Regions from separate parts of the Homo sapiens genome. Here region 2 is linked to region 1. Evidence: chromatin contacts called from ENCODE Hi-C or POLR2A ChIA-PET data. All regions are on one chromosome and are shown on one strand. Each heading gives the region's core, a stretch centred on a gene start or an enhancer-like site at or near the end of the contact. The rest is flanking DNA. Distances are from core to core; before and after follow the strand shown. Region 1 holds the start of BCAT1-DT (BCAT1 divergent transcript). Region 2 has its middle 39 kb from the start of ITPR2.

Evidence for each region. Hi-C counts contacts between places; a loop is a spot of excess contacts on that map. ChIA-PET counts read pairs that join two places held with the same protein, here RNA polymerase II (POLR2A). Pooled maps may share reads with other maps.
Region 2: a map with no recorded cell type shows a loop between it and region 1 (4-fold over the local background). The contact joins the enhancer-like site here to the promoter of BCAT1-DT in region 1. A Hi-C loop is called at or near these places in 1 of 37 single-sample maps with no recorded cell type and 2 of 50 pooled maps. POLR2A ChIA-PET finds 5 or more read pairs at or near these places in 1 of 52 experiments (GM12878).

Annotation. Positions count from the first base shown.
Region 1 is chr12:24,946,171-24,953,242 of GRCh38, reverse strand. BCAT1-DT (BCAT1 divergent transcript) reads right to left here and starts at 4,080. Exons shown (of 3, transcript NR_199054.1): 1 at 3,913-4,080. BCAT1 (branched chain amino acid transaminase 1) reads left to right here and starts at 4,142. Exons shown (of 11, transcript NM_005504.7): 1 at 4,142-4,316. The coding sequence starts at 4,311. RefSeq lists enhancers at 889-958, 1,339-1,408, 3,689-3,778, 3,899-4,248.
Region 2 is chr12:26,868,435-26,875,506 of GRCh38, reverse strand. No RefSeq gene overlaps it. Among named protein-coding and RNA genes, the nearest start is that of ITPR2, 39 kb to the right of the region's middle. RefSeq lists a silencer at 725-925 and an enhancer at 812-981. Within about 2 kb of position 4,551, at least 13 of the 41 ENCODE cell types and tissues checked have a DNase peak (open chromatin) inside an H3K27ac peak, as active enhancers do.

The DNA.
Region 1 (7,072 bases), core at 2,831-5,330:
AGATTTTCCTCTTTTAAGACAGAGTATCATTGCCTTATGTAAACTCTCCTATTCAAATTCCAGGAACTGTTAATAACTCAAGGCAGAGAATATTTGTGAGTTTCTGCTTTCCTAGAGAAAATTTAGTAAGATACAGGGAAGACATTCTGCAGGTAGTTGGCACATATTTTTCATAATGATGGCAATAAAAGCCTTTGTTAATAACAGTGAGGACAAAATGAAGCTGGACTGTCTGGCGCTCTGGAGTCAACCTCAAAATTAGTGTCTATTAGAAATCTTAGAAATGCTGTCTCTTCTTCAGTAAAAGACACTGCCCATAGATGGGTATATGGTATATATCCAGTTTGGATCCAGTTTTCCTTAAATATCTTTTACTGTGACTTGTTTGAAGTACAGTGCCACTGTCAGAGTAACAACCTTCGTTGATCATGAGCCTCATCATTTGGGAAAAGCATGTGTGTTGTCTGGGAGAGAAGCTTTGGGAGTTTACAGTTGACAATGAGGGAGAACTGTGGGGCCCTTCTATCAACACTAAAGGGAAATGGGAGGAGAGACATAGCTAGATTGTTCTTATATTCTTTTTTTTTCTTTTTTTTTTTTTTTTTTTGGAGATGATGTCTCACTCTGTCACCCAGGCTGGAGTGCAGTGAAGTATGAAGTGATCACAGCTCACTGCAGCCTGGATCTCCTGGGCTCCAGTGATCCTTCCACCTCAGCCTTGGGAGTAGCTTAGACTGCAGGCACATACCACCACAAACAGCTAATTTTTGCATTTTTTGTAAAGACTGGCTTTTGCTATGTTGCCCAGGCTGGTCTTGAACTCCTGCTTTGACGTCCCAAAGTGCTGGGATTATAGGCGTGAACGCCCGGCCCTCATATTCTTCTGTGGATGTTAATTCCCTAACTTTCTCACTTCCCTTCAAGCTCTTTTTTTTTTTTTTTTTTTAAATATATACTACCTTCTCTCTTCCTTTGTTGCTAACATCAAAAGAATCCTTAAGTAGGGGTAACAGCAACAGGGTTGGAGGTGAAACTGTACCTTCAAGCCAAAAACAGCCTGAAGGCTGAAAGACCAGACTGCTGGTCCTGGATGAAATCCATGACGCAGAGTGAGAATTTCTGTTCCTGTTTGCCTGCCCCTCCCCTATTCTGAGCCGATAAAAAGCCCCAGGACTCAGCCTCATGGAGGAGACTTTCCTGCCTTCGGGTAGGGGGACCACCCCCGCTTCCCTCTCTGCTGAAAGCTGTTTCATCCCTCAGTAAAACTCCCCGCCTTGCTCACTCTTCAATTGTCAGCACATCTTCATTTTTCTTGGGCATGGGGCAAGAACTCAGGAACCAATGTGCAAGGCAAACTTGTCTCAGGCGGGCAAATTGCGTGGGGTGCCTCCTGCAGCAGGTAGTATGCCCCGAGCTAGGCCTCCGGCATTGCCGGCTAGAGGTCCTTGACTGGCAAAGGGACTGAGAAAAATCCTGCATTGAGGGAGAGGGGGGCGAGGGGCGGTCGTTGGATCTAGGAGTAATTGCCAGGCTTGCTCTAGAACTTATTAATGCATTTATATCTATGACCCCATCACTCTCTATCCCCTTATTACTCTTTCTCATAAAATTTACCACATGGTACCTGTTTTTTTTTTTTTTTTTTTTTTTTTGAGACTGAGTCTTGCTCTATTGCCCAGGCTGGAATGCAGTGGCATGATCTTGGCTCACAGCAACCTCTCTGCCTCCCAGGTTCAAGCGATTCTTGTGACTCAGCCTTGTGAGTAGCTGGGATTACAGGCACCCCGCAACCACGCCCGGCTAATTTTTAGTAGAGACGGGGTTTCACCATGTTGGCCAGGCTGGTCTCGAACTCCCGACCTCAAGTGATCTGTCTGCCTCAGCCTCCCAAAGTGCTGAGATTACAGGTGTGAGCCACCATGCCGGGCCATAGAGTAACATCTTTATTGAGATATAATTCACATAACATACAATTCACCTATTTAAAGGGTATAATTCAGTGGTTTTTAGTGTGTTCACAGGGTTGTGTAACCATTACCACAATCTAATTTGAGAACATTTTAATCAATTCAAAAAGAAATCCAACGCCCATGAACATTCACTCTGCATTCCACCCTGTCCCCAGATTGAAAACAACTATGTGTTTTCTGTCTCTATGGATTTTCCTGTTCTGCACATTTCAGATAAGTGGAATCATATAATATGTAGTCATTTGTGAGACGCTTCTTTCACTTTGCATAGTTTTCAAGGTTCATCCATGTGACTGCATGTAATCAGTACTTCATTTCTTTTTATTGCAGAATATAATAATATTCCATTGTATGGATGATACCATGTTTTATTTAGCCATTCCTCAGTTGATAAACATTTTGCTACCTGATTTAAAGCTTACTTTCTGTTTCTCACACTAGTATATGAGCTTAATGAGGGTAAGAACATTTTTGTTGTTTCCCACTCAGTCCCTAGCATTTTGCACATTGCCTGTCTCATGTCAGTGTCAGGTTCAAATCTATCTAGCTGTGCTTTCACTGACGGGGGCCAGGAGGTTTCACAAGGACTCAATGGCTGATTAAATGCTTACAGATACAGATTTCTCAGGGCAGAACTTCTGCAAGCATTTTGGCTGTGGTCAGTTACTTTCAGGTTTTCATTACTTTTTGGTTTTCACAGCATCCGCAAGTGCCCATAGCCATTATCTCAGCTGCCTCTCTCTTTACTCTCTTGCCAATGGTGCCAGGCCACAGCAGGTGTTATCTTATCACCTCAGTCCACCATACATATGCTTATCAATTTGAGGGGTCAGCAATTTCACTGGAGGCTGAAACCCTTGTCATAAATGGCTCCATTTTGAGACATTTCAGATTACAAACCACTGTTATATACCAGCCTAGCATGTAGAAATCACTCAGTACATTTATTGAACACATAATTTAACCATTCATTCACCTGACCAACAGTCATTAAGCACTGACACATTTGTTTTCAACACTCCCTCTCTTCCACGGCAGGCCACTTGGTATGGGAGATAAATATGACAAAGGATCTGCCCTTACGAATCTCATAATCCACTGAAGTGACAACTGTGCAAACAAATAATTAAAGTAAAATTAAGAAGCTGGGCACAGTCTCACATCTGTAATCCCAGCAATTTGGGAGGCGGAGGCGAGGGGATTGCTGAGGCCAGGAGTTCAAGACCAGCTTGGCCAATTTAGTGAGACCCCATCTCCATTAAAAAATGATAAAATAAAATAATTGATTTTGAGAAAGGATGTGGACAAAGTGCAGCACATAGACCAAGGGCCCAGTTCTGTTTGAGGGCATTGGAAGCAACTTCCACAGCAAAGACTTGGGTTGAAATTTACAAAAATAGGAGTTTGCCAGCTTGACAGAGAGGCAGCGGAGGTCAACCAGCAGCACACTTAAGCAGTCATGGAGGCTGACCTAGGCGCTGGACATGGAAAAGTAGCAATCCTGGAGCTTTGTATAGATGTGGGGAGGGAACTTACAGGGGACCAACTAGGCTACTGGGCAATTTCACATTATAAAGAATTTTATATGCTCAAATTAAAGGATTAAAAATTTTCCCCCATGTACATAATAAATTGGCAAAAATGGTTATATTTGAGGGTGACTAAGGAACTCTGGGAAAGAGATCGGCAAACCAGGCACATGTTCTTGACTACTGCAAAAGTACATTTAAAGTAGCCGCGGGGGATACATGTATACTTTTGGGCAGGATTGTGCCGTGGTCCTCTCAGCATGCAGCAAAGTTACTTTGGGGACAGTAGGGAGGTGGGCAGGAGCCAGTGATGACGGAATGGCAATCACATTTGACCTCTGATCTGTTTATTTCCTCCTCCTTGACGTCTCCATATAAATGTTACACGGGCATCCCCACACTCGGATACGCACCCACAGTGGCTGATTCGGGGGTAACCGTGTCATTTGCTTGCAACACTGGCACCTCTGCCCTGCACCCCGGGAGTGAGCAGTGAGTGAGGCTCGGGTCTGGGCGCTGGCTCCGAATCTTCGGGCTGGGAGAGACTCCACCATCTGGGGGCGGCCTGGGGGAGCAGCCTTAGTGTCTTCCTGCTGATGCAATCCGCTAGGTCGCGAGTCTCCGCCGCGAGAGGGCCGGTCTGCAATCCAGCCCGCCACGTGTACTCGCCGCCGCCTCGGGCACTGCCCCAGGTCTTGCTGCAGCCGGGACCGCGCTCTGCAGCCGCAGACCCGGTCCACACGGCCAGGGGCTACGACCCTTGGGATCTGCCCTCCGCTCAGCTCGAGCTTCCCTCGTGGCCGACGGAACAATGAAGGTAACTACTTATGGTTTTGTCCGTGTTTTACAAAAATGTGTGCGTGAATCGAACCGGCGATTTCTCCAAGAAACATAGTTGGCAGGGAGGGGAGGAAGGCGAGACAACCATGGCTTATATCCCCCGCAAACGTCTCAGTATCTTCTTTATCAATCGTAGTTTGCGGGGACCGTGCATTCTGTTCAGATTTCGGTTTAACCTCCACTCGCAGGACGTGCCTTCTCGGACTTTTTCACATTCGCTTTTGGGAACGGAGGTGAAAGTCTGCTACAGCTCCCTCCCCTGCTTGTGAAGTTTGGAAAGGAAGTGAGGGCTTCTCTCAGTTTCTCCTATGCACAGGAGGTGGGGAATTTTGGAGAGGAGGTCTGGGGATGTCCCGGGCTGTAAATGCGCTTTCCTGCAGCGTGTGTTCGTGATGCAGGAGGGAGCGGCTGGAAGAGTTGACCCGGGTGGAGAGGGGAGGGAGAACGATCTTTTCACTGTTAAAAGCAGAAGGCCCCTCTTATTTTGTTTCTTGTGGAAATTAAAGCTTCTAGGAGTTACAAATGATAGACGCCTAAGGGCATTCATTTGTTAAACCAGTGAGCACCCTAATGGCTCTGATCTTGCTAATCAAGGATAATTAGCCTAGCTGCCTATTATTTCTGACTATTTAGGTGTAGGGATGTACACCGTTGAGTGTTTTGTTTTCCTAGTTTCACACACTGGAAAACTGCAATCGCATATAAAACCCGAAGAGCAACTTTTTCCAAGGAAAGTGAAGGATGGGCAGATATTCTTGCCATCTAACATTTTGGAATTGAGATGACCATAATGCAATCTGAACTTCTGGTAGGAATAAAGCCTCGTTTCAGAGTTTCTAAGGAGGGAGATGAAGCGTGGTTCTCAACTGCTCTTATCTACAACCCATCCCAGACCATAGTTTCACTTAGAAGAAATAATATGTAAATAGCGCCTTTGTTGCCAAACAAAAACTTTCACTACAATTAAACAGTAACCGAGTGGAAACTATGCGTTTTTGTATTCAACAGAGATCACACAACTTTTCTTCTATAGTTAGAGGTTCTATTTCTGGCTTCCTCATGCTTGTTTCATTTCAGATGAAAAACACACTTTAGTTGATTATAGCTTTAGTAAGTAAAAGGAGAAAACTAAGAATGAACAGTCTTGCTTTTCCAGCTTTTTCCTGTCCATGTGCAGTTGTGGTTAATTACGCGTTTTTGTAGGTCCAAAAACCCCTGTCCCTTCCACAAGATACTTTTATAACATGGGGAACTAGGTAAGATATCTACAAGTAGTCTCTTTTCTGTTTCCTGATATTTCCTAAGATTAAGAAAGAAATGATTGTATTCTAGGTATGATCGAAGAAGTATGGAAGGTTCCATTAAGTTAGTTTTATCACAATATTTCAAACATCTTTCCACTTATCTCTTAAATATGTATTGCTATCACAAGCTTGATTTTTTAAAAAAATGTTATTTGCACATGGCATCTTGATTGCCTTTGTCCTCAGCAAATTCTCCGGGCTTAAGTCATGCATGAGCTTGTATTTTAAGACAGACACATGCAGAATGGGCAACTTGGATAAGAAACATAGGATATACACTGAGTAGCATGTGTACAAAAATGGTAAGTGAGTATTATGACTTAATAAATTTAGATGGGGATTTAAAAATGATACACATGTAAATGGGATTGGAGGCAAGGGAAGTCCGTGTGTGTGTGTGTGTGTGTGTGTGTGTGTGTGTGTGTGTGTGTGGAGGGAAGACGGGAGGCCTAGTGGGGAGAGAGGTTTTACATTCCAGACACAGGATGTGGCCCCTCAGGCTAGGCTCAGAGATGTAAAGCTAGTTAAGCTGGCCTAACAAAAGGGTGGTGGTTAGAAAAAGGAAAAAAAGAGGTGGGGGTTGGGGAGGAAAAGAATTTAATGCTGGCCAATATTTTCATCTGATAAGTTTCAGTAATGAGTAATTTCACTGGATTTCAGAACTACAGAGAGAAAAGGGGAAAAATATTTTTCCTTTTTTACGCAAGAATTTCTCTTGCTTTTCAGCTCATTAGAACCAGATCTAATTATTTGAAATGAGTTTAAAACCTTATTATGAAAGGAAGTTGAAAACATTCGATCACAATTGAGTTTTGTACTATGGACTAAAACCAAGATGTGCTTTCTGTCAGTAGCTGTGCAACTCCCTGAAAAAAGAAAAATAGCGCAGAGCGATCTGAGCTTTGTGAAGGCTACACAATTTATCAGGCCCAGAGAGATAGGAGTGTGAGACTTCAGTCACGTCCCCCCGTACGCATGCGCAGGAGTAATTATTTAAAGACATTTTGTTCCTGACTAACTGCCTCACTCATTATGTTCCTGGAATTTGTGATACAAAAAAACAATGTTTAGCCTATCAATAGTTTATATAGTTTATGTTATTTTAATATAAATTCTTCTCAACTTAGAAACTGCCTCTTTTTTCTTTTAAAAACCCACTTGTAACTGCTGTATATATTCAGGGCAACTTGATTTGGTGTTTCGTTGGTTGCAGTCCTCAAATTTGACCTCAATATACTCTCTACTTATATAAATTTTGTCTCAGTTTTGTCCGTAGGCTGACATTCCAATTGTTTTCCTAATTATATATTTTGTTCCTTATTTCTCATGTCTAGAAATAAAGCTAGGGAAGTAAACAGCTGGAAAACTGATAGTGGTGTTATTAACCTAACTGAGAGGGCTGGGCTTATGAGTAAATTATTCCTGTGCA
Region 2 (7,072 bases), core at 3,302-5,801, 1.9 Mb before region 1:
ATCATATCAGCTGTCTTCTATTCTTCCACCTGGGCCTATTTTCTCTTGGGCCTTCTGCTGAACTGAATTCAGCTCTTCAACTTCTCTTCACATCTCTTCATTCCCTTTTCAGACACCCCCAAAAAACTCTTGACTTTAGAAAAATATTTGTAGTCTTTAGGAACTATATTGAAGTAAACACATGAGGGTAAAAATGAAAAAATGAAACCAAACATCAGAAAGTTACTAAATTTAAGAAAAGAAGGATGAAAGCGGAAAAGTATGTATCTGCAGTTCCCAAATGGGTGTGCAGTGAAATTTGTTTTGCTGGGCAGCAGTAAGCAGGCAGGAAACTGTTTTGTATTCAAAGCTTGGAAACTCTGGCTTAAACCAAGTTGTGTCAGTTTATTTGTTGCAGACCTTCTTTGATCCTTTAACATGCCAAAATAATTTTGAGTTTGCATGAGGAATTTTAGGCCTTGGTGTTCCCAACTTCTCTGACCATGTTATGGCATGGTGATAATATTTCTTGCAGCGATAGCTGTCCTTGGCCAATTGTAGATGAGGTGGAACCTGGTCTGTCCTACGTGCAATTGTCTTCCACTTATACTCATAGTATAGGAAATTCTTCTTCTAGGAATTGGCGCTATTCACACTCCTCTCCCAATCCACTCCCCATTTCTGAGACTGGTTTTCCCTGCTTGTGTCAGCAAAACTTGTCCTTGGTCCCTTTCTCCTTTTGCCTGACAACATAAGTCAAAGAGGTGGAACAACAGCTGTTGTTAGGCCGCTGAGTCTCTAGTGGTTCAAGTGACAACATTTCCTCAAAGAAATTGGCTGTGTGGTCAATTTGTTTTTGTCTCTTCGGCGAGGGTCATCTCTGGGTCATTCCTGCAGAGGTGATATATGGGGAACTGGAAACTATTAAGTAAGACTGAAAGAGCTGCTGTGGAGTGTGCTGCACAGAGAAGAGCCATACACATACTATAACTTGTGTTGGACAGGAGGACTCTTGCAAAGGATTCAACCAATAAATGACGCTCATCGAAAAAACTTCTGCTTCAAACTAAACAAATCCCAGGGTGAAAGTTTATGATCAGAGACTCTGAAGAGTATAAGCAGGGAAGTCCCATTAACTCACCAGGAATAAGGTGCAGGCATTTTCAATCAAAGGTAAATTTGGGGTTCTCCAAATAGGATGACCTCAGTGAATATGATGGCTTTAAAAGCAGGGGACAAACCGAAAGGGACATATTGTCCGTAATGAGTTTCTTTTTTCCTCTGGATTTCCATTTGTAAGCCTCACATACTGTTCCTTCCTTGGACTATTCTATCTGAAGTAGGACTGTCTACTGCAGGTACAACTGTAGTGATATGAACACCAGGTCACATATGTAACTGTATAAAAAATCTATGTTTATTTTCCTATAACGCAATCTAATTTTTGTTTGAGCCTCCATCCCTTCAATGTAGCAGAAATGCACCTCTGTCAATTTGGGGAGGTCCCCCACCCTTCCCAGGTTGCACCTAACTTCTGGAGGATGCAGAATTTTTGTCCCAGTGACAAAAAGTGGCACATGGGGGTATAGGGTTTGAGTCTGGTCTCTGGTCATTTTCCGGTCTAGGGCATTCACTGTGACGGCCAACACTAGAGTCACAAAAAAATCCCCCAACACTCCAGCTCCCACGGGGCCCACCCCCTCAATATTAATCTCTGGATGCACCTCAAAATCATTTCTCTTCCGGGATATTCTTGCTTTATCTCTTTGATCTGGGAATCCACAGACCTGTCTGAAGCTTGAGTAATCCCCCCTTCTCATCTGACACTTGAATGGGTGAGGGAGGAAGGGAAGGGCCCTTCTCAGTGGTCACCTTCACATCCCTGTGCTCCTGACTTCTAACCCCTTCCTTCCCCCACAGCTGGGAAATCTCTGTGTAATCTTGCATGAGATTTCTTTCTCTCGCTTAACAAATAGGCTTCTAAATCTTACGTACGCCTGTATCTTTCCCATTCCCCATGGGGACTTGAGTTTTGGAGACTCAAAAGTCAAAAGAATCTCATTTGTTTCTCTACTTTCTGTTAACTTACACTGCCTGGGGGTAGTGGAACTCAGAATAGTCTATCTGAGAGACTTGAAAGATGGTAAGAACGAGATCAGAGAAAATATTACAGGAAAACAGTGACTAATGCTTCAAAAGTATGTCCTACCCCATAATTATTGATTAATTCCCTAAGAGAAGTGGCTGGGATGGCATTTGGAACAAAGACGAAACCTTTTGATATGTGCTAAATGGCATATAGAAGCTGTAATATAACACATGGGAGATCTTAAGAAAAAATATTATTTGTAACAAATAGAAATTATTTAGGATATGCGCTAGATTATATGGAGGTCCCTCTCTCTCTACTGTGACTTGGCTGTAGAACCTGAGGCTCCTTGCTTCTCCTTCTAAGTACCGGCTTTCTCATTTGTTAAGTGGTGATAATAACCCTGACTTCACAAGATTTTTGTGAGAATTAAATTCAATTAAATCATCAAGGAGATGCATGATAGCCATTTAGCAAATGCTTGTTTGTCCTTTTGCTCTTTCATCCATTCACATGTTTATCTTTTCTCATCAGATATGCACACCCTACTTCTCCATAGCAAGACCACAGCCACTGTTAATGAACCTTGTGTAATATGTATAATAGGTGGTTGGGTGGGTGTGGCTCCATCCTACCCACTTATCTCATCCGTTACAAATGTACACCCTAAGTAAAATCCATAAAGGTAAGCCTTGGGTTCACTATTCCTATAGAGCTGATGAAACAAATGCTTATGACTAAGACCTCCCCATGGCCCTTAGTGGTTCCTAATGAATGAGTTTTGAGTAGAAACATTATCTTTAATGACAGCCTTTAAGCATGCACAGCACCTGCCTCCGCATCTCTTTAAGTGAACATTATCAGTGATGTTTTCTAGGCTTCACATACAGCATTGGAGGAGATAAAATCTTAGATCTAGAGTGGAATTCATAACTGCTATTTTTCTTTTTAAAATTGAGGTACAATTTTCACACAATAAAGTGCACAGGTCTTAAGTGTTCAATTTAGTGAGTTTTGACAATTCCACACAGCCATGTAACTGCTATCCAAAACAAAAATTTAACATTTTCATTACCCCAGACATTTCCTTATGCTCCTTTCCAGTCAACTGTCCCCCCAGCATGGCAGCATTTTTCAGTATGACAGCTCCCACATATTCTTAGGGGTGCTTTCTATTTTATTTAACATTGAAACTCTCACAACTGCCTTCTGTTGGAAGTAGGCTAATAATGAGAGCCAACACTTGCTAAGAAGAGATTTCATGCATCATCGCACTTAATATTCATAACTATCCTGTGAGGTAGGAACTATTATTTCTTCATTTTACAGATAAGGAAACTGAAGCTTAATGAGATAAAGTTGCTCACGGGTCAATGAGCTCTTCAGTAGCAGAGCTGGGATTTGAACTCAGATTGGTCTGATTCCAGACCTTGACTTTGTAACCAATATGCTACTGTGCTAAGGAGCAGAGGTGCCTCACGGTTTAGATAATGAGTGCGATTTTTCCCAGGTCTGGATTTTGTAAGAAAGGAAAAAAAGTATAAGTTGTTTATATATATATGTGTATATATATACACATATATATATACATATTCACAGTATAATCCCATTTCATTTAATATACTTATGAGACTTGTTCCCCTTTCATTAAATTGTGCCAGCAAGATTTTTACTAGTTGACTGTTAAGAACTGGTAATAGTAATAATGATCATCATAATGATGACTTTTATGAGAGCAACCATTTTTTAATACTTAACTATGTGTCAGGTGCTGTGTGAAACACTGCACCTAAATTTCCTTATTTAGTTCTCGTAATCACTATAATGGTAGTGTCTGTTACTAACATTTTTTTTTTTTTTTTTGAGACACAGTCTTGCTCTGTCACCCAGGCTGGAGTGCAGTGGCACAATCATGGCTCACTGCAACCTTGACCTCCTGGGCTCAAGTGATTCTCCCACCTTAGCCTCCCGAGTAGCTGGAACCCACCATGCCCAGCTAATTTTTTAGTTTTGTAGAGATGGGGTCTCGCCATGTTGCCCAGGCTGATCTTGCACTCCGGGGCTCAAGCATTCCTCCCACCTCAGCCTCCCAAACTGCTGGGATTACAGGTGTGAGTCACTACGCCCAGCCCATTTTTACAGGCTAAAAATGTGAGGCTTAGAGAGTCTGAGTGACTTGCGAAAGCTGCACAGCTAGAAAGTAGTGGAGCCGATTTTGAATCTTGGCAGTCTACCCAGAGAGCCTTTACTTTCAACCACTACATCCTCTTGATCCTCTGCATATGCCCTCGGTCCTGTTGATAAAGAATGGTCTTGGTTCCTGCCTGAAACAGCTTTCATCAGAATTAAATATGTGTGTGTGAATTCTGCCAGCTGGCTCTTTTTTAGATAAGATCATTTTAGTTCCAAACACTTAGGTCCACCTGGGCTTTAGAACGTGGGAAATAGCCAGGCTGGCCCTGGGCCAAGTTGTGAAGTAAAGGAAGTGTGTCTGGGACATTTTATCCTCCTCTGCACGTTGCCATACCCTCTAAAGATCCTATCAACCAAAGACTGCTCACCTTTCAATTCCTGGAGCCCAAGTCTTGCCAGAGGAACTGAGTCCTTCAGCTGTGGGCTTGTTGAGAGCCCTGCTTTTGCCCCTCCCTTGCCCCAGCCTGGGGTGGCTTTTCCCATTTATATCGAAGCCAGTTTCACTCTAGCTTTCCTGTCCAAGCCTGTGCTGATACCCTTAGGTAGGGAGGCTGGTAGAGGCTCTCCGGACATCCGAGGCTCTCTAGAAATAGGGCCTTTATCTATTTTTGGCAATCTCAGAGGTGTGTCTTCCAGTACTGATAGGAAAGGCAGGCAGGGCAACCTTACTGATAACAACAGCTCATCTGCAGATAGCATTGAATCTGTGTGCTGTGCTGTTCTGAGTGCTTTATAATACATATTAGTTTATTTAATCCTCAGTACAGCTCCAGGCAGTGTGTTTGTCAAGGCAAGAGACAGGGGTCACACAGGTGGAATTCTGAAGAGAATTTAAGGAAGGGACTATTTACAGATGAGTAGGTAGATTTAAGTGAATCCATGAGGGATGGGGAGGCATCCAGGAAACCAGCAGCAGTGGGCAGCTGTTCCCAGCCCTGGGCAGAAGGGGCAAGCCAAGGACCTCGTGTAACCGGAGCCTGATGAGGAGCTGCTGTAGGAAGGGCAGCTCTGCGGAGCTGTCTGTGTCTAGAGGGATGTGGCCAGAGCCCCAGTGGTGTGTGGGCAGGTGAGGAGTGAGGGAAACGCTGACTGCTCTCTCTTTCCTGTTTCCTTCCCGTTTCCCATTGGCTGAAACAACCAAAAGCCTGAGGTCAAGGGGTCAGTCCAGGTGATACAGGCTTGATGTGTCAGTCCCCAGAGGGCTCAGTACAGGGCCTAAAGGCACACCGAGAATAATCAGCCCATGAAGGAAGTGAGGCACAGAGAGGCTGAGCCATGGGCCCACATTCAAGGAGCTGGGAAGTGGCAGAACCAGGATCTGAACTGAGGCTGATAAATCTGCTCTTAACCACTCCACCACACTGGCTCTAGCATTTTCTTTCACACTTACGTAGTGTCTTACAGTTTTCAGAGAGATACTGGTGCCAAAAGACCTGAGAAACTACTTTGGAAGGTGCCCCAGTCGTATTATTCCCATCGAATTGATTCTAGTCTGACTCTAGGATCAGACTTTTGGTGTCACTATTAGGTAGAACTACTGGGATGAATGTAGTCCAATCTATGTAAGTTGTAAATTAAAAATAATATCATAAGTCCCCCACCGAGTGGAACTGTTTTGGCCAAGGGGACCCCAGAAAAACCTTAAAAACTGAGTTGCCAGGCCAGGCTCAGTGGCTCACATCTATAATCCCAGCACTTTAGGAGGCTGTGGCAGGCGAATTGCTTGAGCTCAGGAGTTCGACACCAGCCTAGGCAACAAAGTGAGACCCCGTCTCTACAAAAAACACAAAAATTAGTTGGGCGTGTTAGCACATGCCTATGGTCCTAGCTACTCGAGAGGCTGAGGTGGGAGGATAGCCTGAGCCTGGGAGACAGAGGTTGTAGTGAGCTGAAATCATGCCACTCACTCCACTGGGCAACAGAGCCAGACCCCCTCTCAACAAACAAACAAACAAACCAACAAAGTTGCCAGCCATGATGGGACAGGCGGTCAGACACGCCTTGTTATGTCCCCTCTTTTTTGGAGGTTAAACAAAACAACTGACCAGCATTAATGTTAAAATAGAGATCGTAAGACTGACAGAACAGACTGTGGCAAGAAGATATTAAATTATAAACAAGACCTTAGGCCATGCCAGGCAAAGGTGAAGTCAGACACCACTACATTTAAAGAACAGACTATGTTCTAACTGCCACAGAGCTTTTTTCTTTTTCTCTAGCAGCTATACAAGCACTAGCCTCCAGATAAGCATTATTAAAACTATCAGTAGCTCCACCAGATGCTGACTAACTAACCCCTGGTCACTGTTCCACCAGCCATCACTGCAGCTCTGACTGGACAAGAGATTGATTTCAGTCAGTGATCTCCTGATAAGAAGACCACTGACCATGAACTTGGTCCTGGTTGGTTTACAGGGACCGTGCACTTGAATGCCTTCATGTCCTGAAATAACCTTTTGACATATAGAACCTGATTATATACATTTAAATGTTAAGTCTCCACCCAAAGTAAACATGAGTTGAATGTTATATGTGTGTTTGTTCAATAGGCATGCCTCAGGACCAACTTCATGAATATTCATAGCTCCTCGTGTGACCTGTTGAATATGTGTGTTTAGTCAATGGTTCAGCATAAAGCTTCTACTCCAACCCCTCCTTCTTTGAAGCGCCTGTCTCTGGTCTTGGCCTAAGGCACATTTCCCAGCCTGTGGGATGGCCAGCCACCTTGCAGGCTGTAATTCTTTCTTTTCTTTTCTTTTCTTTTTTAAATTATACTTTAAGTTCTGGGGTACATGTGTGGAACGTGCAGGT